Linked DNA regions of Homo sapiens: all the other regions are linked to region 3. A link is a contact called in ENCODE Hi-C or POLR2A ChIA-PET data. All regions are on one chromosome and are shown on one strand. Each heading gives the region's core, a stretch centred on a gene start or an enhancer-like site at or near the end of the contact. The rest is flanking DNA. Distances are from core to core; before and after follow the strand shown.

The links. Hi-C counts contacts between places; a loop is a spot of excess contacts on that map. ChIA-PET counts read pairs that join two places held with the same protein, here RNA polymerase II (POLR2A). Pooled maps may share reads with other maps.
Region 1: a map with no recorded cell type shows a loop between it and region 3 (5-fold over the local background). The contact joins the enhancer-like site here to the promoter of TBC1D5 in region 3. A Hi-C loop is called at or near these places in 8 of 37 single-sample maps with no recorded cell type and 3 of 50 pooled maps.
Region 2: a map of CD8-positive, alpha-beta T cell shows a loop between it and region 3 (6-fold over the local background). The contact joins the promoter of RFTN1 here to the promoter of TBC1D5 in region 3. A Hi-C loop is called at or near these places in 4 of 168 maps with a recorded cell type or tissue (CD8-positive, alpha-beta T cell, GM12878 and naive thymus-derived CD4-positive, alpha-beta T cell), 25 of 37 single-sample maps with no recorded cell type and 15 of 50 pooled maps. POLR2A ChIA-PET finds 5 or more read pairs at or near these places in 1 of 52 experiments (activated T-cell).
Region 4: a loop to region 3 is called in a map of B cell, with 19 times the contacts of the local background. The contact joins the promoter of OXNAD1 here to the promoter of TBC1D5 in region 3. A Hi-C loop is called at or near these places in 6 of 168 maps with a recorded cell type or tissue (B cell, CD14-positive monocyte, CD8-positive, alpha-beta T cell and 2 more), 9 of 37 single-sample maps with no recorded cell type and 21 of 50 pooled maps. POLR2A ChIA-PET finds 5 or more read pairs at or near these places in 2 of 52 experiments (CD4-positive, alpha-beta T cell and HEK293).
Region 5: a loop to region 3 is called in a map of gastrocnemius medialis, with 10 times the contacts of the local background. The contact joins the enhancer-like site here to the promoter of TBC1D5 in region 3. A Hi-C loop is called at or near these places in 1 of 168 maps with a recorded cell type or tissue (gastrocnemius medialis).
Region 6: a loop to region 3 is called in a map of CD8-positive, alpha-beta T cell, with 6 times the contacts of the local background. The contact joins the promoter of KCNH8 here to the promoter of TBC1D5 in region 3. A Hi-C loop is called at or near these places in 1 of 168 maps with a recorded cell type or tissue (CD8-positive, alpha-beta T cell) and 7 of 50 pooled maps. POLR2A ChIA-PET finds 5 or more read pairs at or near these places in 1 of 52 experiments (PC-9).
Region 7: a loop to region 3 is called in a pooled map, with 5 times the contacts of the local background. The contact joins the enhancer-like site here to the promoter of TBC1D5 in region 3. A Hi-C loop is called at or near these places in 2 of 37 single-sample maps with no recorded cell type and 2 of 50 pooled maps.

The regions. Positions count from the first base shown.
Region 1 is chr3:16,432,349-16,435,695 of GRCh38, forward strand. RFTN1 (raftlin, lipid raft linker 1) reads right to left here. Exons shown (of 10, transcript NM_015150.2): 3 at 1,503-1,689. Among named protein-coding and RNA genes, the nearest start is that of RFTN1, 80 kb to the right of the region's middle. RefSeq lists a silencer at 1,377-1,506. Within about 2 kb of position 1,479, at least 3 of the 41 ENCODE cell types and tissues checked have a DNase peak (open chromatin) inside an H3K27ac peak, as active enhancers do.
Region 2 is chr3:16,512,204-16,515,463 of GRCh38, forward strand. RFTN1 (raftlin, lipid raft linker 1) reads right to left here and starts at 1,496. Exons shown (of 10, transcript NM_015150.2): 1 at 1,239-1,496. RefSeq lists enhancers at 1-345, 896-975 and silencers at 1,266-1,625, 1,656-1,725, 2,879-3,054.
Region 3 is chr3:17,740,940-17,744,444 of GRCh38, forward strand. TBC1D5 (TBC1 domain family member 5) reads right to left here and starts at 1,692. Exons shown (of 23, transcript NM_001349074.2): 1 at 1,542-1,692. It overlaps LOC105376975 (a long non-coding RNA gene), which reads left to right and starts at 2,005. Exons shown (of 2, transcript NR_135536.1): 1 at 2,005-2,179. RefSeq lists silencers at 1,179-1,378, 1,609-1,918 and enhancers at 1,378-2,081, 2,039-2,108.
Region 4 is chr3:16,263,405-16,266,623 of GRCh38, forward strand. OXNAD1 (oxidoreductase NAD binding domain containing 1) reads left to right here and starts at 1,808. Exons shown (of 9, transcript NM_138381.5): 1 at 1,808-2,101. DPH3 (diphthamide biosynthesis 3) reads right to left here and starts at 1,539. Exons shown (of 3, transcript NM_206831.3): 1 at 1,365-1,539; 2 at 751-825. The coding sequence starts at 1,472. RefSeq lists an enhancer at 1,371-1,680.
Region 5 is chr3:16,058,922-16,062,342 of GRCh38, forward strand. No RefSeq gene overlaps it. Among named protein-coding and RNA genes, the nearest start is that of GALNT15, 110 kb to the right of the region's middle. RefSeq lists an enhancer at 730-1,929. Within about 2 kb of position 1,535, at least 19 of the 41 ENCODE cell types and tissues checked have a DNase peak (open chromatin) inside an H3K27ac peak, as active enhancers do; they include gastrocnemius medialis, where a contact is called at or near this core.
Region 6 is chr3:19,146,464-19,150,001 of GRCh38, forward strand. It overlaps KCNH8 (potassium voltage-gated channel subfamily H member 8), which reads left to right and starts at 2,047. Exons shown (of 16, transcript NM_144633.3): 1 at 2,047-2,332. The coding sequence starts at 2,257. RefSeq lists enhancers at 302-895, 896-1,489 and a silencer at 437-608.
Region 7 is chr3:19,538,566-19,541,867 of GRCh38, forward strand. No RefSeq gene overlaps it. Among named protein-coding and RNA genes, the nearest start is that of MIR4791, 230 kb to the left of the region's middle. RefSeq lists an enhancer at 2,139-2,248 and a silencer at 2,862-3,031. Within about 2 kb of position 1,371, at least 3 of the 41 ENCODE cell types and tissues checked have a DNase peak (open chromatin) inside an H3K27ac peak, as active enhancers do.

The DNA.
Region 1 (3,347 bases), core at 229-2,728, 1.3 Mb before region 3:
CTCTACCCAAAATAAAAAAATTAGCCAGGCATGGTGGCGTGCACCTGTAGTCCCAGTTACCTGGGAGGCTGAGGTGGGAGGATGGCTTAAGCCTGAGAGGCAAAGGTTGCAGTGAGCTGAGATCATGCCACTGTGCTCCAGCCTGGGTGACAGAGTGAGACCCCATCTCAAGGAAATAAAAAAGAAAAGAAAAGAAACCAATATGCAGCCAGGCTCAGTGGCTCACACCCATAATCCCAGTGGTTTGGGAGGCCAAGGTGGGAGGATCGCTTGAGGCCAGGATTTCAAGATCAGCCTAGGCAACATAGCGAGACCTTGTTTCTACAGAAAAAAAAAAGAGAGAGAGAGAGAAAGACAAACTAATACACATAAAAGGCAGACACTGAGAAAAGTCTTGCCCTACCAAAACATGTGTGAATTCTGGGTTCGAGCAAAAACATGCACCACCTTTCACTTTGAATTCTAATGTGTGTTGACGTAATGTGTGTTGATGTAGAGTAAGAGCCCCAGAGCTTGATCAACCATGAAGAAATAAAGGAAAGGAAAGGAAAGAGGAGTCAGTCTTAGACACGCAACCTCATGCCTCACAGCTGTCCCTTATGAGCACACCAGCCAAATGCTTTGTCTACCTGCAAAGTGACTTTAAAAGGAGAGAACAAGGAGGAGCTGCTCTGTACTCCCTTTTTAAAATGTGGCACATGCTGTCATTCCTTCTATGATAGTTGGCCAAAAGACAAATCTGATTTCCTTTCCCAGACTTCATTTTAATTTTTATTTTTATGAAAGCAGGAAAAACATACTGCTCTCTCCATCCCATCCTCACTGTTTTTTTTTTTTAAAAAAATTAATATTGTTCCTTTTGAAAGACTAACCCCACTTCTCTTTTCTTAATTAGGCTCAACTGAAATATAGGCATAAGCATTCAACTGGGCAAGCCAAACTGAAAAACATCCCCAAGCCCTGAAAATCTAAATCAAGACCAAACCAATTATAGCATTTTATTTAGGTGGTGTTTATTTTTTGTATTTTTTTAACTGTCAAGTGATTGACAGAATTTATGGTAGGCGCAAAATGTTAAAGTATTTCTAGACTTTGCGGGAAGACATTAAGTTTGTCTATAGCCTCTAAACAAAATTATTTGTTTTCCAGTCATGCCTTTCAGTTTAAAAGTATTGCACTTTTACTAGCCACATCATTCTGGGCATATGCTTCTTCTGAGGAGACATTTTTCTAGCTGAGTTTAATCCAGTGAGTTAAAAGAGGGAAAGAATGTAAAATGGAACTCTCTACTTGCAGTTGGACATGCATTTGTTTTTCATCGCAGGATGCTAGGAAAGAAACCTCTCTGGTTGTCTAACTGTTTGCCTCACCTGTCTGAGGGCTGAGGCCCTGAGGACAGCATGCAAATTTCAACCCCCAACCCCATCCTCTCACTTCCCCTCCTCTATTGAGCATAACTTAGCCGCAACAGGATGCTACCCATTCACCCGTGGAGGCCTTACCTGTCGGTTTTCTTGATCAGGATGGCTCTAAAGATGTGCTCCAGGGGCGTCTTCTCCCGCTCATGGGTGGGCTGCACGAAGGGGTGCAGGGCCGCCAGCGAGAAGCCCTGCTGGTACAGCTCCAGGAGCTGGGCGGGCAGGTCACGCAGGGAGGCCAGCCTCACTGCTGAGGACCCAGGGAGCTCCGCTGGAGTGGAGAGAGGAGAGGCTCATCAAAGACCCATCACAACGCCCACTCAGCCCTGCCCAAACCCCTCTTCCCTTGCCCTCGGGGAGGATCCTCTAGGTCACTGCTAAAATGAGTTTGTCCCAGTTTTTACTGTCTTCAAACAGACTTTATAAGCAGCCTGTCGTTTTCCAAATCACCCAAAGGCATTAATAATTGGATGTCGGCCAGGCGTGATGGCTCAGGCCTATAATCCCAGCACTCTGAGAGGCCGAGGCAGATGGATCGCTTGAGCCGAGAAGTTTGAGACCAGCCTGGGCAACATAGTAAAACTCGGTCTCTCTTAAACAAACAAACAAACAAACAAACAAACAAACAAAAACAAAAAAACCCCCTCAAAATTAGCCAGTGCTTGTGGTCCTGGCTACTCAGGAGGCTGAGGTGGGAAGATCGCTTGAGCTGGAAATGGGGAGGTTTGCAGTGAGCCATGATAGGGCCACTGCACTCTAGCCTGGGCAACAGAGCAAGCCACTGTCTCAAAAATGAAATAAAATAAAATAATAATGGACTGTCTTAGATCTAGAGTCGTCTTATCAGTGATCACAATGAAAAAGTCATTTCCACCCTCTAAAAAAAAACACACAGAAATAAAGAAAGAAAGGAAGAAGGGAAGGGAAAAGAAGAAAAATACATTGAGCAAATATAAAAATACTAGGTGGCAAAAAGCAGCATAAACAAAGTCAAAAGACAAACTGGAACAAAATTTCTGTGACCCTTAAGACAAAGGGCTAATTTCCTTAAATTTGCAAAACACTCCCCACCCCAAAATAATTTTTAAACGGGAAAAATATATGAATAGGCAATTGCCTTAAAAGTGTAAAAGGCTAACCAATATTTGAAAACACACTTTAATTCAGCATTAGAATTACACAAATAAAAACCAGGAATATTTTCACCTATTGAATTATTTTAAAATTTGGATTTTTAATTTATTTATTTTTGAGAAGGGCAAACAACGTTCAAAAGTCAAAAGGTACAAATGTGTATTCAGTGAAAAGTCTACATCCTAGCCCTATCCTCTACCTCCTACATTTATTTCCTTAGAGGAAATCAGTATTATCTTTTTGTGTGTATATGCATTAACAATCAAAGAATTCATACAAAAGTGAACAGGTCTATATATTTCCCTCCTCTTCTACACAAATGTCAGCATAACATTACACACCTAGCTTTTTAGAATCAATTTTTATCAATTAACAGTATACTTTTCGGCCAGGGGCAGTGGCTCACGCCTGTTATCCCCGCACTTTGGGAGGCCAAGGTAGGCGGATCACTTGAGGTCAGGAGTTTGAGACCAGCCTGGCCAACATGATGAAACCCCATCTCTGCTAAAAATATAAAAAATTAGTCCGGTGTGGTGGTGCATGCCTGTAATCCCAGCTACTCGGGAGGCTGAGGCGGAAGAATCTCTTGAACCTGGGAGGCGAAGGTTGCAGTGAGCCGAGATTGCGCCACTGCACTCCAGCCTGGGCAACAAGAGCTAAACTCCGTCTCAAAAAGCAAAAAAACAAAACAAAACAGTATACTTTTCTTAAGAGACCATTTCATAGCAGTACACAGAGTGCTTTCTCATTCTTTTCTACAGATCCATTGTGTGATATACCATGGAGTATGCAAAC
Region 2 (3,260 bases), core at 246-2,745, 1.2 Mb before region 3:
CCCTACCCACAGGCCCAGAGGTCGCTCACATTACACCCGGCTTCCTTCCTGGCAAGGCCTTAACTTATCCTGAGATGACACACGATGGCAGGGGTTGGAAGATGCCTAGTCTAGTTGAGCGCCCAGCTCCTGAAACAGCTGTACCGACTACAAGGGTTCCAGCACATGAGTTGCTGGAAACTGGGGTGACCACTGACAGAGATTGAGCCAGACTTTTTTTTTAAAAAAGTACTTCTTGTTTGTTTGTTTTAAGCCCCCGAAGAAACTCACTGACACCACCCAGCGTCCCTAGGGATCACCCATAACCACACAGGGCAGCTGAGGGCAAGCACAGAGTCACAGACAGACAGCAGGGAGCGTGCCTGGTTCTACAACCTTGGCCTCCACGCGGTTCTTGCTGCCAAAGGCAGCGACACCGGAGGTGAAGGGCACCAGCCCTGGCCTAGGACTGGGGTGCGCGTGCCTGACAACGGGGCTTCCCGAAATACACAACCACCTCCTCCTCGCCCAGACCCATATCCATCCTGGCGTCCCTTGAGTCTAGAGAAGTGGGTTAAGACAAGGGAAGAAAATCCCTTACAGAAGAGGAGATCCCCGTTTTCAGTGCTGGGGACTCTCGGCACCCGCGTCCCTGTGCTTCTGGTGGTTCCGGCGCTTCCTCGGAGCGCGCGGCATGTCTGCTCCTACACGTCCAGCACCTCTGTCCCCAGAGCAAACCCACCTCCCAGGGCACACGCAGAGGGGCAGTCAGGCACCGCCTCCACCCTGCCCCACCCAGGCCGCGCGCACCCCGGAAACCTGGACTCCGCGACCAGCTCCCTCCTGTTCTTTTCCGAGGACCCCAGCGGCAGTGTGTCCTGGACCCACCTGTAGCCTCCAAGCTCCCCCACCTCTGCGTCCTTCCTAGGCGCTTCTGAGCCTGCAGAGCCTACGACCCCCAACAGGCTGCTCCGAAGTGCCTCTCCCTACATCGCTCCAGGAATGACTCCCCTACACCCGTTCCCCGCAAAAAAAAGTTGGCCCAAGATCCAGGCGTCCCAAGGATCAGCCCAGGTCCCCATCCGACGCGGGCCAGGGGGTGCTGCTCTGGCAGCTCCGGAGCCCCGGCAAAGAGCAACCTGCAGGGAGGCGCCACGCGCGGTTCCCACTACCCGCCAGAGACCCGGTCCATGGGGCCAAACGGAGGGGCCTGTGCCGGTCGACACCCCAAGCCCTGTCGCGCCCCCCCCGCCGCCTACCGTATGGGACCGGCGGAGGAGAAGGCGCGGTCGCGGGCTCCCTGAGGCAGCGTGTTCCGTCCCGGGAGGAAAGTTTGTGCCATACAGAGGAGGCGGCGCGGGGAGGACTTGGGCGCCGGTGGGTGGAGGCGTGGGCGGTGGCGCCGCGTGGTCGTGTGTCTGTCCCTCCGGCGATCGGTGCGTCTGTCCCTCGCCGGAGCCCGCGGCCGCCGCGCTCTCGCTCGCTGCGCCCAGCGCCCGGCGCGCTCCGGCTCCAGCCCCGACGCGCCCCCGCCGCCGCCGCCGCGCGTCCGCCGGCTACACTTCCTCTTCCTCTGAACTCATGTGCAAAATATGCTACGCTGCATCTTCAGGGAAAGCCTCGCGGCCCCTGACAGCAGCCGCTGGAGCGGTGGGCCCGCCCAGCTCTCCCCGCGCCCCCTCGGAGTTCCGCCCGGTCACCTCCACGCGGCCGAGCTGCAAGCGACCCTGGCAGCCTCAGAACCCAGGGGTCAGGGGCTCATCGATCCTCCCTCCCAGCCCCTCCTAATCAAGGTTGTGTGCTGTCAGGAAGAGCGCCTGGGAGACAAGGATCCTTCAAGATTTGAGCCAGGATGCTGAAAGGGCGACTGCCATCAAGGTGCTGATGGCTGGGGGTGGGGTTGGGGCCGACTTGAGAGAGGACCATTTCTCGACCCCATTCCACAGGTGGGAGCATCCCTAAACATCTCAGGTGCTGCTGAAATTCTCTCTTGCGAGTTAGTGCTTCAGGGAAGGGTAATGCCACTGTCTCCGTTGCCATCCCTTGGTCTACCTACTTAAGATGTCCAGAGGTTTGAGAAGATCTGGAGAATCACCTTGCGTGGCAACTTGAGGCACCCAGGGAGAAAATTATATAAAGAGTGAAGCACTAGTAAACCAGGCTGCATTAGTAAAGTGAAGATGTGAGGCAAGGAGCCATTAGAAAATATTTTCTTCGTAAAACTAAACCAAGCAGAATTACAGTGTAGGGGTTAAGAGGGGGAACTTTAAAGTCAAATAATCAGGGTTGGATTCCTGGCTTTAGTACTTACTGGCTGTGTGACTTTGGGTAAGTGACTTAACTGCTCTGCGCCTATTTGTCACATGGCACTTCTTCGTGGGTTATTATATGTAAAGTGTTTAGCAACCACTCTATAACTTAGCTATTATCATTATTTTAAGGGGGCTAGAACAAGAAGGGTGAGATAATTTAATTAATTATCTCCATTTTCTAATTGGGCAAAGAAGACCCTGTGTGGGCAAAGTTAAGCACTGGAGCACACAGGGTGGAGGGCTGGTTTAGGGGCCCAGCAGTGTTTCGATGAGGTCCTTCTGGCACTAATAACACTCCTCCAGCAAGTAAGGAAGCACTATTTTGTTTTCAGGGACTCTTCCTGTTACCACAGCTTCTCAGAGATTTTCTTCCTTATTTTCTCTTTCCATAGCCTTTCTAGTTCTGTTTTGCTCCCCCTCCCTCACCACTGTTTTGTTTTTATTTGTTTTTCTCCTTTCCCTTTCCACCCCACCTTTTCCTGGTGTCACACTCACCACCACTATCCCCAGTGTCCCCCATTTCCCCCCTACACTTGAGCTTGCCACATGAAAGAAAATAAGACCAGGTGACCACGTAAGTCCAGGTTCAGACAGTAGTGCGCAGGGACATTTGCTCAGGGGCATCACCAGAGGTTGTGAACACCCATTTATGAAGCCAAAGGGAGGGGTCTTCATGCTATCTATCTGCCCGAGGCCTTGAATTGCTGCAAGTCAGGGTCCATCCAAAATCTTTCTGATCCTTTGCTGGTCACTAGGCCACAGAAAGAAAATAAAATTGATAGGTGTTAACCGGTAGGCATTTAAAAGAAGATAAAGGAAAAAGGAGGGTGGGGGTGGGGGAATGCAGCATAACCTAGTTGCAGTGTGCTTGATTTCTTTTAAGCAAATCATTTTCACTCTATAAAACTTTTGCACACCGTTGTGTTTTTTGTGCTTTTTTTTTTTAAGACACCAGTGCTTGAGGTTAAT
Region 3 (3,505 bases), core at 442-2,941:
TTCCTATCCCCTCCCCTGGAATCCAGACTCAGCCTGCTCACTCTGAAAGCTTTCTCAGTTCATCCTGCCATTTGCCCCTTCTCCCAAGCCACCTCTACACCCGGGGGTGAGTTATTAAAAAGAACATGTTTATTGATAAATACAACACTTTATTTATTTGCACACAAGTTATCCACTTCCTTGCTACTCAAAGATAGTCCCTTGTCCAGCTGCACATGTTATCAGAAATGTACAATATCAAAATGCACCATAGGCCTACTGAACCAGAAAATGCATTTTTAATAAGAGCCCCAAGTGATTCCCACCCACATTAAGGTTTGAGTGTTCTGTGATACTGCAGATAGCTGTAAAAATTAAAAATGCTCAAGTTTACAAATGAATTCAGAGATATGGTATGAAAAGTACCAAGACACGGAATCAGAAAAGCCCAAAGAGAAAAACCAATATATAAATGAATTTCTTTGCCACCGATAGCAAAGGCTCATTTTTCAACAATACCTATTTATTGCTTCCTGCTTTAAGTATTTTGTGCAAGAGCACAACACTTATAAAGGTTTACAAAAGAATTACCGGGTCTAGAAATTCCAGGCAACCTGGTCCAAACGTGTGAAACCTGCATGTTAAAATCTTAGGATTTTGTCCAATTCAGAGTTGACAAATGAACTCTTTCCAGAAAGTTATTATTCGAAAAAAACCTACAGGATGTTAACTTTAAACACAGATTATAATTCCTGTAACTAAAACGAGTAACTGGTATCGAACAAATTCTAGGTCACTTGTAGAATCGAATCTTGTAGTGAAGGTCTGTGTGTTTTTCCAGGAAAAGTCGGGGTGGGGAGCGGGATTTGCCCTCCCTGCGAATTTTTTTTTTTTTTTTTTTTTTTTTTTTTTTGCTCTTATCCTGAAAGACCTCCGTTTCTTACGTGTGAATAAACTTAAGTCGTACTAAATCCAGGTCACGGTTCCCTTCCTCAAAAGTGAAGTCAAGGCTTCTCTCTTCTAAAGACTATTAAGGTTTGAGGATTCAGGGCCCGTTTCGCTTCCGGCTAGGGAAGGAAGCGTGCTTCCCGGGGCCCAAATGAACATGGAAATTTACTAAGTAGGAAGTTGAGCACTAGTCCAGCCGCCAGGCCCTGCCTTTACTGCAGTTGGCCTTCCAGTCTAGACCCCGACCTCCTGGGGCAGGGAAAGCAGGCAGACTGCAAGCAGCCACCCCGCCCAGCTCGCCCTGCCCGCCCTGCCCGCCAGGGAGCTGAAGGGTCCACCCCTCCCGCCATCCACCCCCGACGCCGACTCCGAGGCGCACAAACGGGGGGCGGTGCGGCAACCCGTCCGCCGTGGCGGCGGCACCCTCAGGCCCTCCCGTGAGAAGGCGGCGGCGGCTGCGGCTGCAGCAGCGGCGCGAAGGGGGGCGAAACCTGTCCTGAGGCTGAGTGGGAGGCCGGGGCGGGAACGACTGCATGTGGGGCTGCACTGGAGGAAGGCGGAGGCGTTCAGAGGGCTTGGGCTTTTTTACGATCATCATCATTATTTTATTTTACCTGTGGCGCAGAAGGGCTCCCCAGCTCCTATTCCCTGAATCCTCCTCCTCCTCCCCTCCTCTTTCTCTCTCTCTCCCTCAGTCTGCAGGGCGCTCGCGGAAGCGGCCGGGCCCGGCCCGACCTGAAAGAGAACAGGGCGGGAGGGGGTGGCGGCGGTGACCAGCGGCCACGTGACCACGCTCGCGCCGTAACGGCGGCCGCCTCCCGCCGCGCGCCCTCCCCGCGCTCCACCTCTAATAACCTCGCGGCCCGCGCGCCTGGGAAGCTCGTGCGCAGGCGCCCGCACGGGACCTGAAGTCTGCGCGCGAGCGCAACGCGCTCGCTCTCGGGTCCGGGTTTCTGGGGCCCGCGAGGCGCGAGAAGCGAGTAGGTGGGGAGTGAGCCGCGGGCAGAGCTCTCCTTGGCTGAGCCGGCAGGCTGCTGAGCGCATGCGCCTGAGGGCTTTTACCCCTCCCTTCTCTCCCTGCTTCCAACCGGCGCGCGGCTGGAGGCTGGGAACCAGCTCCTGGGTCTTAGTCAGAGGTTCACATCCACCAACTATCTTCCCAGGGTTGGACTGAGAAGGGGAGCAGAGGGTCCCAGGGACTCTCCTGAGATCCTGGCTCTCCTGCCAAGGAATTTACATTTCCTTGTCACAGGTAAATGGCCTTCCATGCCACATTTTTCTGTGGCTGAGTAGGCTTCTAACTCAGCTCATCTGTCACTTTCTCCGTGAAACTTACCCCTGCCTACTTTAGAGGAGTCACTAGCACTTTGTGCAGACCTACCTTGTAGTACAACCCATAGAAAGATAAAGGTTAGGAGTTATTTTTTCACAAGCCCACAATACTAGACTGTGGTTTCTATCTTTATCTCATAAACTTGGACAGGGTCTTCAGTGTTGTAGTATCTCCCTAAACGTCTGATGACTATCAGAACACAGGGAATGTCTAAAACTTTTATCGTTGCCCTTGGTCTCTGCATAATCATGATTTAAGATCCCCTTTAACCCAAGCACGTGGGAAGGTGGTGTTTGTTTCCCCAGTATGAAAGCCTTTAAATCATAATGTTAATTAGAGTGGTAAATGCTTCACTTAGTAAAAGAGATTTATGGTATTTTATTAGCTTATCTTCACAAAGAGCTCCAACGAAAATTGATACTGTTTAGTCCAGAAAAGGAAACCAAGTCAGAGAAAGGTCAGATTTCTGAAGGTTATCTAGCTTCAGAGGAAGATGCCTGTGTGGGAGACCTTTGTGGACAAACACCCCACTTCACACAGAGATCCCTCTTTTTCTGTTGCCCCTCTTTCTGTTGCAGAAACTGAACAGGTTAAGTTAGTGCCTGTGGCCAGATTTAATCCGGCCAGATTTATTTATTTATCAAATAAATAAAATGTAAAAACTCCCTAATTGGGAGTTCTGGCTAGACCAGTCATCATCACTGTTAGACTGGTGAATACTGAGATGATAGTCAAGAAATGGGGCTAGCAACAAAATGACAGAAAATCCTGGGATGAATGTATATGAAGAAATAGGATTAACAGAGGCTTCTGAGAAACTAGGAAAATGACAACCCTCAAGATTCCATTCTCAAATGTTTACAAAGCTGTTGGACTCTTTTCTGCATTTACCACTGTATACACCCACAGACTGATCCCACCTCATAGTTTCAGCTACCACACAGGTTATGCTAATGGCATCCCATTCTAAATATTCAGCCCAAGATTCAGACCTTGTGGTAGACTATTTTCTTATGGCACACAATTAACTGTGCCTCCCAGTATTCATGCCCATGTATAGTCCTCTGCCCTTGAGTCTGGGCCGGACCTGTCACCTGCCTTAAACAATCAAATATGGCAAAAATTACTCTCTGTCACTTCTAGGCCTAGGCCTTTAAAGACTTTGCAGGGCCAGGCGCGGTGGCTCACGCCTGTAATCCCAGCACTTTGGGAGGCCAAGGCGGGTGGATCACGAGGTCAGGAGAT
Region 4 (3,219 bases), core at 558-3,057, 1.5 Mb before region 3:
CAGCACTCCTGATCTTCCTTACCGTTTGCTTTCTGTTGCAGAGCACATTTTAATACAAGAATGAATCATTATATTTCTAAATTATAGTCTAAATTATAGCCCGCTTCTCTCATGAGGCTCTGTGCCTCATCCCCACTTTCCCTATATTCATTTTGGACTTCATCCTTGAGAGTGTTAAGGTCCTTACCTAAGATTCCATTCCAAGTACTGAACAAAACTTTGGGTAGGAGTGGGCAGTAATAACATTTTTTTTTTCTATTGTCAACATCCTTGGGTGAAAGATAATAGGGCAACTAAAGACTAAAATGAAATTGTAAAGCTGCACCTAGGAATTATATCTCAAACAAGATAATGCAGAATTCTGTGTATAAGCCAGCACGAAATACCATACAATTGTTCCCTTCAAAGTAAGTCTAGCAGCTCTAAACAATTTTAATTACATATTAAATAGAAGAGAAATATAAAAAATTGTCCACTAAAATAATCTATATACTTTCTATTTAATAAATAATAATTTTCACTAAAGCTAGATTTATCTCTAAAGCTAAAATAAATTACGTAATCTGAACTTTAAACGTTTTAATTTACTATTCGGCTGTTTATCAATGGTGTTTAAAACCTGCCTAAAAAAATACCGCACTTTACCTAGCACAATGAAACATTCTCCTGCACTCATCACTGACAAGCTGATCTAAGTCCTTGCCACTGACTTACAATACCCTTCCCCCGTTTTAAAATTATATCCCTTACTTTGTCATAAATCACTTTTATAATGAGAGAGCAGCTAGGACACGTTGCCACGTCTTCCCCATTCTCCAAATCTTCCTACAACGAAATCAAATACCATGTGGTCAGGATAGCTTCTCTTCGCCATCTCCTCCCCCAAACCTATCCCACCCCTAGATGCAAGTCTCTTGGTGGCTTGCCTTCCCCCCAAGGTGGGTGAGAACCCCAGGGCCTTCAGCGAGAAATGCCGACATCATTTTCCCCTAGAAGCGTCACTTAGGGGAAACACCTAGGAAGGTCAGGCGAGCTTCGGTCGCCCCAAAAGCCCTGGGAAACAAAAAACGAGTCCCCTCCTCGACAGAAATATCCCAGGTTGGGACCCTAAGGCAGGGATCGGGCAGAGAGACAGAGGCTCTCCGCCACCCTCTCCCTGACCTAATCTAAGGCCAGAACTGCGTGCCTACCGAGAGAGCTCAGGGCATTAGTTGGGGTGGGGGGACGCGGGAGGAGGAAGATTCAGCAACGGGAAAGAGGGCGTGGGTGACACAGCGCAGCAAAGGCTACCCAATGATGGAAGGAACGGGCGGAACCAAACTGCGCTTGCTTGGGTGAACCGCCGGGCGGGACCCTGAAGTTACCTTGGTGATGGAGAAGTTATCTCCACATGGGCAGGGATAGAAATACGTCTCCGAGTCCTCGTCATATTGGAAGTCCTCGATTTCCACCTCGTCATGAAACACTGCCATGGTCAGCGGGGGTGGCCGAAGGGGTAACGCCCCAGCAGTCCGAGGCCAGCTCCGAGGGTTTAACTTCGCCGGAACCGGCCTGGGCTCGGCATCATCAGGTCGCGCCGGGCAAGGACTAGCCCTTCCGGCGCATAGGCAATGACGCAACTCCGCCCTGCGCGGCCAAATGGATAACCGGTAGCGGTCACCATGGAGATGGCTGAACTAGGGGCGGAGACACTGGGAAGACTGAAAGCTTGCTCAGCGGGGTCGCGCACCGCTCCTCCTATTGGGCGGCAGCGACCAATAGAATGTGGGGCTCGCCCGCGCTGCTACGTCACGTCTGGGACCGCGGAGTATTCCAGGCGCCTGCAACTAAACGTGGCCGGGTCTGCAAGCTAGGTGCCAGCGGGGAAAGTTTCCCTGCTTCTTATCGTCTGCTTTAACGCCTTAAATAGCCCGCTGAAGGCTGCAGCAGGTGCTAGGTAGCAGCCTCCCGGCCCTCGGGAAAGGCGGGGTGGGGAGGCGAGAGCAGCTTAGCCTCCTCGACCTCCCTTCCTGGTGACGGACGAACAGTTCCCGTAGAATTTCGCTTCACCGAGTGACCTTGAGCCCAGGGCGACGGTCAGCTTGTTAATTCCTGGCTGCAGGTACATTCCGCTTCTTCCTCACCCCAGACGCCTTAAAATACCCTAAATTGTGTTGCTGAAAGGACCAAGCCCTGGAAGGCAGGGATTGAGTTCTAGTCTTCTGTTTGCCAGGCTTATAACATTATTAACGACGATGATTTTTAGTAATAGTAATAACATCACCTTTTATTATTGGGAAGTTATGTGCCAGCTATTGCACTAAGTGGAATTGTCAACTCTAGGAGTTTACATGTTATTCCATTTTATTAATCTTTAAACTGAGGTACAGAGAGTTGGGCATCTTGACTAAAATCATACACCTGGGAAATAATGAAGAGCTTGTCTGTCTCCAAAGCCCAGGAACAAATTACTTATGTGAGTACCAGTTTTTTCGTTGTGAAAGAAATGGTGTCAGTAGGCAGGTTTATCAGTGTGAGGCCTATGTATGCCTTGAAGCGAAATGCAGATAAAAGGCATTTTTGTCTTGAAAGCAGTGCTAGTGCCTGTTTTGGTAAAACCGATTACATTGGGTCTTACTTAATTACTAGGCATTTTAATATCTTAGTAGAGAAGAAATGCATTGTAGTGAAAAAGCACTTTCGAGAGAAGATCTGGGATCGGAATCTTGAGTTGTTGATTACCTCTGGCAACTGGATATTTACATTCTTTGGGCCTTATTTCCTCTTCTAAGAAAGGATTGGAGTAGAGATGATATAAGATCCTTTTTAGATGTAATGTTCCACTTTTGCACGGAAATTATGAGCTTTACTTGGTTCAGCAATGATATATAACATTTAGTTTACATTTACGTAACACATATACATAATATATCCCTGTGCACTTTTGAAGAAAACATTACAATGACTACTAAACTTTACATTTATTCCTAAAAGGGCGGATCACGAGGTCAGGAATACGAGACCAGCCTGACCAACATGATGAAGCCCCGTCTTTACTAAAAAATACACAAATTAGCCAGGTGTGGTGGTGTGCCTGTAATCCCAGCCACTCAGGAGGCTGAGGCAGGAGAATCTCTTGAACCTGGAAGGCAGAGATTGCAGTGAGCTGAGATCACGCCACTGCACTCCAGCCTGGGCGACAGAGCTAGACGCTGTCTCAAAAAAAAAAAAAAAAAAAAA
Region 5 (3,421 bases), core at 285-2,784, 1.7 Mb before region 3:
TCTGACAGAGAGGGAACAGCATATTAAAACAGAAAACTAGAAGAAAGCAGGATTCAGGATTTAAAAATAGCAGGCCATAAAAAGTACAGATGAAGGGCTGCCCAGTATGACCACTATCATGCTAGAATTTGTCTGCCTCTTACTATCTTTGTGGTCTTCTCTGTGCCTTAGCTTTTCATCTATGAAATAGGAATAATGAAAGTAACTACTTCATCAGGCTGTTCAGAGGATTGAATGAGTTGGTGTGTGTCAAGTGCTGGGAAGAGTGTCTGGCACATTGTAAGCAGTGTATGCGTGTTAGCTTAGTGGTGCCTCTAGAAGGGAGCACCATACTTAACTATCTGCCTGGTATTTCTGACTCCACCACTGTGATGGTTTTGTATTGTGTCAACTTAGCTACTAGAACTACATTTCCCAGAATTCCTTCCCCTGTATGGTCTAGATTAGGAGTGCCATGTGAGGAATCTGCGTGAGATTTGGAAGGTGAATGTGGAGCATCAGCCATCACTGTCTGGAGGTCGGTGTCGGACACAAGGGGCTGCTGCAGTCTTCACTCATCACGGACCTACACAGGGCAGCAGCTGGGCCTGCACCTCCTCTCCTCCTTCTGGACCTCCTCCTGTAGCTGCTCTGGCCAGGAGTGTGTGTCACTCCATGATGGAGGATCCCAGCTTGCGGGTCACCGATGTGGTTGAGATTGAGATGGTAGAAGACAGATATGACTTGCAGTTGGTCCCTGTGGATTTCAGTTGGTCCTTATGGATTCCTCTTTGTCTTCACAGATTTTCGTTTTCCTTGCTTTTTTGCACTTCATGCCCAGCTTTCCATCCAAACAGCCTGGCCTGCTGACCCATAGCAACTTCAGGATTGGCCCACCAAATGCAGAGGGAACAGCCTTGCACAGACATCTCCACCAGCTCCCATCATGACTCCAGGTCCAATCTCTATTGCAAATCTGTGTTTTTCTACATCATTCATCGTGGTCATGCTTCCTTGATTGAACCTTGCCTGATACATCCCCCACCACATTGCTCTGTGAGTTGGATATAAGACAGTGGTACCACTGAAAGCTCAAGGTTCTTTTTAACACATTTTGCATTTACTATAACTCTAAGCATTTTGGCTCCCAACTGCCACCCTTTGCCTTCTCTCTATTTCCCCAGAACTTCTCTGTGGGAGGACTTTGAGCAATAAGGAAAGAGTATTGACTGCTGAAATTCCACAGAAAAAATATCCAATTTCTTTCTTCAGCACAGTGATGGGTGGGGTTAACCACAGATTTGTCATCAGATTTTAAAATCAAAGCAGTAAGATTTTCCTAAAAATAAATGAAAAAGAAAAAGAATTCTATTTACCTCAATATTGCTATTTTCACAATTTCCTAGAACAAGTTGTACGGAGTAATACAAATGCTAAGAAGGTGGGTCCAAATGAAATACAGAATTCATAATAAGAGGATGTTGTTACTCAGAAGAAGGACAACCCAGTGTGCTTTGAGATGGTATTGCAGCAATGAAAACAAGCTCAATGTCCATGTCAGATAAACAATTGTCGTCACAGCTCTGGAAGTTTGGGAAGTGACTCATCTTCAGGAATGGGCAGTGAGTGAAGACAACTGTTTACCTCAGCCCTTTGGTGGTTGACACAAACATTCTTTTCTTCCCCTGTGACTTGGCCACTGGGAGATGCTGTTGCAGCCACGTGCATCGGCACCCCAGCTTCCACCACATAGATGCTCACCTCTCCTGCCCCGTGATGCCTTACACTCTCTGCCCTCAGGTTCTTACTGTCCTTAGGGGTGGAAAATCTCTAAAATCAGTGGATTTCCTGGTAAATGGGGGAGAAAATAATTCAGGAAGCCTCTCCTTGCAAGGAGGGACCATTGTTAGGAACTTTTGGTCTGAGATGCTATGGCTGAGTCCAGGGGGGCAACAAAGAACAGACCAGTTCCAAACTCGATCAGCTAGCAAAAAAAAAAAAAAAGAAAAAAAAGAAAGGGACTAAAGGGGGTGTAGAGACTCTGGTGGAGGCAGGGCAGAGCCAAAATCAGGGAGAGGATCCTCCCCTGTCAGTGGGAGGTAGTGATTGCTGGAGTCAGGGCCACAGCAAGGTCAGGGATGGAGGAATGGAGAATTCATGCAGGAGAAGCTTGGCTGGAGCTGCAGTGAATCAGAGGGTGCATCACCAGCAGGGCTCTGGCTAGCTGCACTGTTGTCTTTTTCTGCTTTATCTGAGTTGTTTCATTACCAGGACCCAGAATTTCTACTGCTATAGCCATAGAGGGCTGACTGCTCAGGAAGCAGGGTGGCAGTGGAGGCATGTCATCCAGAGAAGTGCACATCCTTGCACCAGGACACATGAACAACAATGTTCACAGTGGCATTGCTCATAATAGCTCCAAATGAGAAACTAACCAAACGACATCAACGTCAGAATGGATCAAGAAATGGTGGTATATTTATAAGTAAACTGCAGCTGTTTATACAGTGGAATACTATATTCATTTCCTAGGGCTGCCATAACAAATTAGTACAAACTGTGTGGCTTAAAATAACAGGAATTTATCATTTCACAATTGAGGAGGCTAGAAGTGTAAAATCAAGGTATCAGGAGGGTTGGTTCCTTCTGGAGGTTCTCGGGGAGAATCTGCTCCATGCCTGTCTCCCAGCTTCTGGTCTTTGCCTGCAATCCTTGGCATTCCCTGGCTTGTAGCTGTCATCACTCCCATCTCTGCCCCCATCTTCACATGGTACTCTCCCTGTTTCTCTCAATGTCTTCACATGAACATCTTATAAAGACAACAGTCATCAGATTAAGGGCCCCCCAATCCGGTATGAATCATTTTAACTGATTACATCTGCAAAGGTCCTGTTTCCAAATGAGGTCACTTTCTGAGGTTCTATGTGGATGTGAACTTTTTGGGGGACACAATTCAATGAGTGCAAATACTATACAGCCATGAAAATGAATGAACTACGGCTGCATGCAACATGGCTGAAACACAGACAAAATATTCAGGAAAAAAAGTTACACACAAAAGAGTATGCACTGTGGTGTTACACTGTAAAACTCAAAGTTAGGAAAAGTTAAACCATAGTGCTTAGGAATGCATAGTTTGGTGATATATAGGATATATGTATCATATTATAATGAAAAACAAGTAAATGATTCCCATAAAAGTCAGGATATTGGTTACTTTTAGAAGGGAAAGGAGTATGAGAGGGGGTTCCTGGGATGCTGGAATGTTCTCTTTTTTGACATGGCTGGTGGTTGCAAGACTGTTTTTTGATATTCCATGAAGCAGTTTTATTTTCTGTATGCCTGCTGTTTTTCACAATAGAGCATGGGGGTGTCAGAACTGGAACCTGCTGTTCCAGGTTCTGGCACCAGCTGCTGGGTCTTGGGTAAGTTGCCTCCCTGG
Region 6 (3,538 bases), core at 797-3,296, 1.4 Mb after region 3:
GCTTCTTGCAGTGATTTCATATATTAGGTAACAGATCAGGACCACGAGGAAACAATTTTTACACACACGGCCCTACAGTGCAAATTGTTATGAACCACAGTCATAGCTTACAACTAATACATTTCATCCTGAACTTCGAGCCAATTCACGGGTGGCGTTTATCTCCGTTTTACATCGGCAGCAACAGCCTGAATTTTCTGGGACACGATGCGCCACCCAAACAACAGGGACTCCCTCATCTTTTTCTCCCCAGCTCCGCCCAAGACTGAGCCACATAGCCACCTGCAGTTGCGATCGGCTCGCCGCGTGGGGGACTCCACCCGCGTGAGCTCGGTTTCCGAAAAGCGAAGCTGGGGTGGGACACAAGGATTGAGGGGAGGACAGGGACGGACCTGCGGCAGAAGCAGGGTGCAGCTGGGCGAGGAACCCCACGTTGGTAGCTTCTCTTCTGGGATGGCCGCCCCGCGCCGCCCACTCCGGAATCCTGTCCCCTCCCCGGCGCGCCCCCGCCCAGCTAGCCTAGAGCCTCTGCCGGATCTTCTCGAATTTCAACACAAAGGGAATCCTCGGCCGCAGGAAGTGCATCACGAGAAAGGGGGCCTGGGGGCGGGGAGAGGGGGATGCCGCTTCTCTCTCTTCTCCCCCTCCCTCCCGGAGCCCAAGGCAGACGTGACGAAACCCGCGGGGTCCCCCCCGAAGCCCCAACAGCCGAGATAATTGAAACAAGAAACCCCCTTAGTAAGGGGGCGGGGGGTGGGCCCTCCCTCCCTCCTCCCGCCACGCCCGAGTTCCTGGAGATCAGAGCTGCCTCGCCGCGGCTCTGACACCTGTTTGCTTTTTCCCTCCTTTCCTTCCGGGTGCACTAGCACCTGGGCTTACGTTTGTTTTTCTACCCTGGGGCTCTCAACTTCCCTTCCACACTCCACCTCCCTTGCAGAGTTTTCTATAAAGTTCGGGCTCTGGGTGTCCCCTTGCACTCCCCACAGGGCTGTGCCGCAGGCTTGGGCGACTTTCCCCGCAGAACGTTGGCCGAGAGGGAGTCCCCGCGGGGGGGGCCAGGGGGGAGGACTGGGAGAGACCACTTTCGTTTTCTGAGACGCCTTCAGTTCCTGGCCGTCCGCCAGGCTTTCTTCTTGGAGGTGTCAGTCTTCGGGAGTGGGGGCTGGGGAAAGGGGGGCAGGCTAGGGGATTTGTGTTTGAAGCTATTTTTGGAAGGCAGCCTTACTGTTTTTACTTACGTGGTATTTTGCAAATTAATAAAAATAGCAAACTTTTCTAGAAATGCTTTATTCACATTTTACCGGAGAATGGGAAACCATCCATTGTCCGTTCAAAAGGCTATTTTTTTAAAGTTTGGGATGGCTTGGGGAGGCCAATGGCAATTTGGGGAGAAGGGCTGAAGCACCCCTTTTTGGAGCTCGGGGCCAGTTTCCCGGACTAAAAGACCCTGGTGACTGGGGATGGGCCTCACAACTAACTCGGGCTGCCCTGCCCCTGTCGCGTGGGCTCGCAATGGCAAGTGCTCCGGAAGGGGGCCGCCTCCCCGTGGGGCTCCTGGCTGCCTCTGCTCCCTTGGACACCACTGGGGGGCCTCCCCCTCCTAAGTTCTAGGTTGAGGCCGGATACCTGCCCCGACCTGTCTCCTCCCTTTCTCCAATACCACACCCACGGGACTCCAGTCTCCCCGGGAGTGGGACGGAGAGGGAACAAAGGGGTCTTTGTTCACTGGCTCCCGGGGCGTGGGAGTTGCGCTCGCTCTCCTTTCCCGGCGTCCCGTGGAGACCGGGAGGCTCAGCGCCTCTCCCAGCTCTCAGCGCCGCCCTCCCAGACCCCAGAGACGTCGGTCAGGGCGCGGCGCCCCGGGCCACTGCGGGCTCTTTCCGGGCGGGCGACGTGGGGGGCGAGGCACCGCGCGGCGGCGCCTGGCGGGCACTGTTGCCCGCGGAGGGACGGTGGGGGGGTTTCAGCAGCTGGCGGGGGTGGAGGGGGCGGGAGAGGGAGCCTGCGCCGGGCTGAGCCTGGAGGTGCGGGGCGGGCTCGGGGAGCGCTCTTGGGGCTCCTCCTGCCACAGCCGGGGCGGCTGGAACTCTCTCCCTTTCTCCCTCCATCCTTCCACTTCCCCTGCTCGGCCCCGCCGTCAGGCCGGGTCCCCCTTCCCTGCCGTCATCAGGTTCCCCTTCTCCCTTCTTGGCACTTTCCTTTCGAACCATCCTTCTGGACAAACTTTGATGGAGAATTTCACACCACGCTGGAAAAATGCCGGTTATGAAAGGATTACTGGCGCCGCAAAACACCTTCCTGGACACCATCGCCACCCGTTTTGACGGAACACGTAAGTCTTACACTTGAACGAGTGGTATGGCATTTTCTGAGACTGATTTTTCTCGTACACATTACTTTTGCTCCCACCTTCCCTTTTGCACCAGCGGAGTGAATTTTCTTCTGTTCTTGCCAAGGTATCTTTTGTGCGGAGAAATTTGTTCCCTCATGGTTTGGTGTAGTATTAACACTTTGTATTGGTGTAATAGTTGGCTCTCTTGAGTTCTTGGGTTTGTTAAGGACTGAAACGCAGCCTGAGGAAAGACCGACGCCCGTATTCACTGTGGGACCTGCATTTTGGTGTATCTTTAGGGAATTGGTTGTAATTTTCTGAGGTGAAAAGGGGAATATCGGTGTACCTAATCTTTCTAGAGTTTCAAGGCTCCCTAGATCAAAAGGAGAGCTTGGAGTGTTCTTTCTTGGAGCTTCATTCCGTGATATATTTCGGATAGGTATGATTTTCTATCTGAGTTTAAGAAATGCAGGATTGCCAAGTGTAAGCTTTCTGTAGAATTTTAAGTGTTGTGAGTTTGTCAGAACCTTGATTCCTGCTTTTGAGCTAGAATAGCGTATCTTTTAATCCTTAAATGAGCCTAACACTCAAGCAGAGGCTGTTCAGGAAGAAGGACATGAATAAAGACGATTTGATGATAAGAGAAAGTTTTTAGTTTTTTTTTTTTGAGTACGAATATTATTGGACATTTAGCTCATTTAAGCTACAGTAGGAAAAAAAATAGATAGGATGTTGTGTGGTTGCTAGCAGACGGTTCGTTATCATCTGCAAGTTGTTCTCTTTCAGGACCACGGTCAGGTCCCCACTCCTTCTCAGGCTTTTCAAGCTCTCTACTTGACCCTGTGGATCTTCCTAGCTGGCTTTAACCCTGTAATTAGGAGTCTGTACTACCACCCCTAACAAATGCTCTCAGTTGGTTTCACTACGAATATCCTCATCTTCTTTCTAGCTTATCTTGCTTCTGTGCACTGTCTTCCATTTTTCTGTTGAGACTCAGAGAAACTCATTTATCCTAAAGTCCTTCTTAGTGGTTCAAGTGTCATTGCTTTTACTCTGTATATTTCTTGGAGCTGATATGGGAGAGCAATACTAATTTCATTTCCACTCCAGTAGTCTAAATACACAGTCTTATCTTTGGGTGGGAAGCAAGTCTTGGACTTATGCTTCAGGGATAGTTGGAAAAGTTTACATGAGAAAGAAATGAAT
Region 7 (3,302 bases), core at 121-2,620, 1.8 Mb after region 3:
TTCTTTTTTAAGTATATAGTACTTCAAATGTAGTCTTCTCTTAGATACCATCATCACCGAAAATAGAGCTTGGGTACAAGTGCAGGCATAGGCTCTATTAAGGGCTCTTCCAAAAGGCTTTCCTTTGCCTATTTATTTCACTTTATAGAAAGGCAAATGGTCCAAATAAATATTAAGCTGAGAAAGGAGCAGAAGTTTTGGAAGAACACAAAGGAGTGTTTGCCTCCAACCATTTTTTTCTTGCTCTGTGATATGGACAAGTTATTTAAGACATCTGAGCCTCAATTCCTTCATCTAAAACTTGAAGAATAAAATATATCCAATTTTCAGAGTCTTCGTGAGAATTAATGAAGTAATTTTTGTGAAGGCACACTACCCGACGTACAATAAACGCTAAACAAATGTCAGTTTATCTTCCTGACCTTTCATCCCCTGGTTCCTTTCCTATTTCCCCCTCCTCCCCTCATCTCCTTCTTACCTCTCCTTCCTGATTTTTTCACCTTTCCTTGCCCCCCCTCTCCTCTTCCCCAACTTCTTCCTGGCTCTCCCTTTATCTCCAGCCTCCTCCCACTTACATCCTCTCCATTCTCTCTTTCCCGCTCCCTCCTCTCCCCTTGGCCCTTCCTCATGCTTCCTCCTTTTCCCTCTCACTCAGTGTTCCAGGCCACCTTCTGGAAAATGAGTCCTCTCTTTGACATTTTCTCTGCTTAGGTCACAAAGTAGCTTTCATAATATGTCCCCTACAGTCTATTCATCACAGTGTTAACAATCAAGTCAACATTTACCTTTTTAAAAAAAGTTGTTGAAGAGCCACCAGGGCAGAAAAACATGCTGTTTCTGCCCCCAGCCACCTTATCCCCAACCCGTGTGGCTTCTAATATGTCTATCTGAATTTCAGTGAAGTTTTATTTTGAACTCTTTAATTACAGAAAGATACAGGAAGTTTATTCACTAACACAAATATATTCTACAAACACATACCATTTTTCCCCATAAAGTTTTTCTATAGAGATTTGCTGTTGCTTTAGAAATCACACACATATATGTCACAACCACCATCCCTGGCCACAGAAGACCTGAGCACTATCAGCCAGAAGCCTCAGAGCTTTCTCTGTGGCAAATGTTGTTGCCCTCTTACCCACAGTTCCTCTGGCTAGAAGCAGAGCTTATGAAATGTCTGCCACTTCACACAGATGCCTTCAAAGCTTCCCTTAGTAGCCCACCGTGTGAGTAGGTCTCATCAGAGGGAATAAGCTAAATGTTACTCCCTGCAGCTTGTGTCCTGAAAGAACCTATTCCTTGAGTTGTGTCATTCACCAAGCCCTGAATAAACAGTATAAAAGACATGAGGACAGCACAGTGAGGCAGAGATAGACCAGCACTTACATACCTGTCATTGCAGGTAATTAAATAAGCTGTTCATTCCAGAAAAAAAACAGCTGGTGGGAAAATGTGTCCAAAGGGCAAAACTATGCCTTCTTAAGCTATTTCCTTTTAACTTGGGTTTTTCCTTTATGGAGATAAGAAGCTGGAAATGGGATGGAATTTGACGCTGAAGCTAAGCTTCTGGGTTTTTTTTCACAGTTGGCTTGATAAAAATAGAACATACATATGTGATATATTTGAGTACAACAAAGAATAAAATAAGAGGAAGTGAGACTTAAAAGTGTGTCTGTGCTTTTTATTTTTGTAAAGAACTAATATACTAAGTTGAAGGGACCACTTTCATTTAAGAATTTCCTCCAGGGTAAAGAGTACCCTTTTGCTTTGGCACTTTTACTTGCCATGGTAATTTTTTTTAACCAGTGCTGACTCTGAACTTTATGCTACTCCTGTAGCTTTATTCTTCACTATGGTTTATTTGTCCTGAGAGAGAATTATTTCTGAACTCTGCATGGGGGTCAGTATTAAATGCTAATAAGGAAGGGGCTCAAACTCAGCCACATCTTTTGGGGAACACAGAGCCCTCTGGGTAGCTGCAGCCACATGGCCAACACTCAGCATCTTTGGGGCCCCTTGCTATGATTGGCAGTGATGTCCAGAAGCCCTCAGATGGAAACACAGATTTCCGAAAGTTGCCATGATAACTTATTGACCAAAATGAGTCATAAGAGTTCCTCCTGCTATAATCAGACAACCTGTGGAACCAAATCTAATTGTCAACTCTGGCTTCCAGTACCCCAAAGGTATTTGAGCCCTGGGCCTAGATCACTTAGCATATCTCTTGTTAACTTACACAAAAACCACGTCTACAGAAAAGGGGTAAAGAAGACAACATTTCTCACACTTGGTTCGCAGGGTGTGGTTTGCGGGACAACAGCAGCAGCTTCATCTGGAAGCTTGTTAAAAATGCAAAATCCTGGACCCCCATCTCAGAGCAGTGAATCAGAATCTACATTTTGACAAGATTCTCAGGTAATTTGTGCACATGTTAAAGGCTTAGAAATACCTGAACAAGGCCGGGTGCGGTGGCTCACACCTGTAATCCCAGCACTTTGGGAGGCTGAGGTGGGTGTATCACGAGGTCAAGAGATGGAGACCATCCTGGCTAACATGCTGAAACCCCGTCTCTACTAAAAATACAAAAATTAACCACGCATGGTGGCGGGCGCCTGTAGTCCCAGCTACTTGGGAGGCTGAGTCAGGAGAATCGCTTAAACCCAGGAGGCAGAGATTGCAGTGAGCAGAGATCACGCCACTGCACTCCAGCCTGGAGACAGGGCAAGACTCTGTCTGAAAAAAAAAAGAAAGAAAGAAAGAAAAAAGAAAAGAAAAAGAAAAAAAGAAATACCCAAACACTGGTTCTTGACTCTGGCTACCCATTAGAATTACCTATGTTGCTTTTAAAAAACAGATTCCTGGCTCTAACCACAAAGAGTTTGATTTAGTTTGTGTGGGTAGCACACATACAGAATCAGAAACTCTGGGGGTAGGGCCCAGCAACCTGTGGTGCTTCTGATACCAGCTAAAGTTCGAGAACTACTGCTCTAGTCTAGTCGACAAAGGACCCAGCATTGGCTGAAGTAGGGTTTAAGCAAGAAGGAATGTGCATATAGTTATGTATAGGTGTATAACAAGATGTGTATCAATATCAACCTTCCTCCTGGAGACTCATCATCTTCTTTCCACTTCAAATACTCCTCTATGTTTTAAAACCATACTAGTTGATGGACATATCACTTTCTGATTAGAATAGGCTCCCCAAAATGCCGTCTATTCTATCATTTCTAGTTTAGCTTAGAGATATCATTGTGAAGGATTTTATTCCTCAGATATCATTGGCATATCTCAGTTTCATGAGT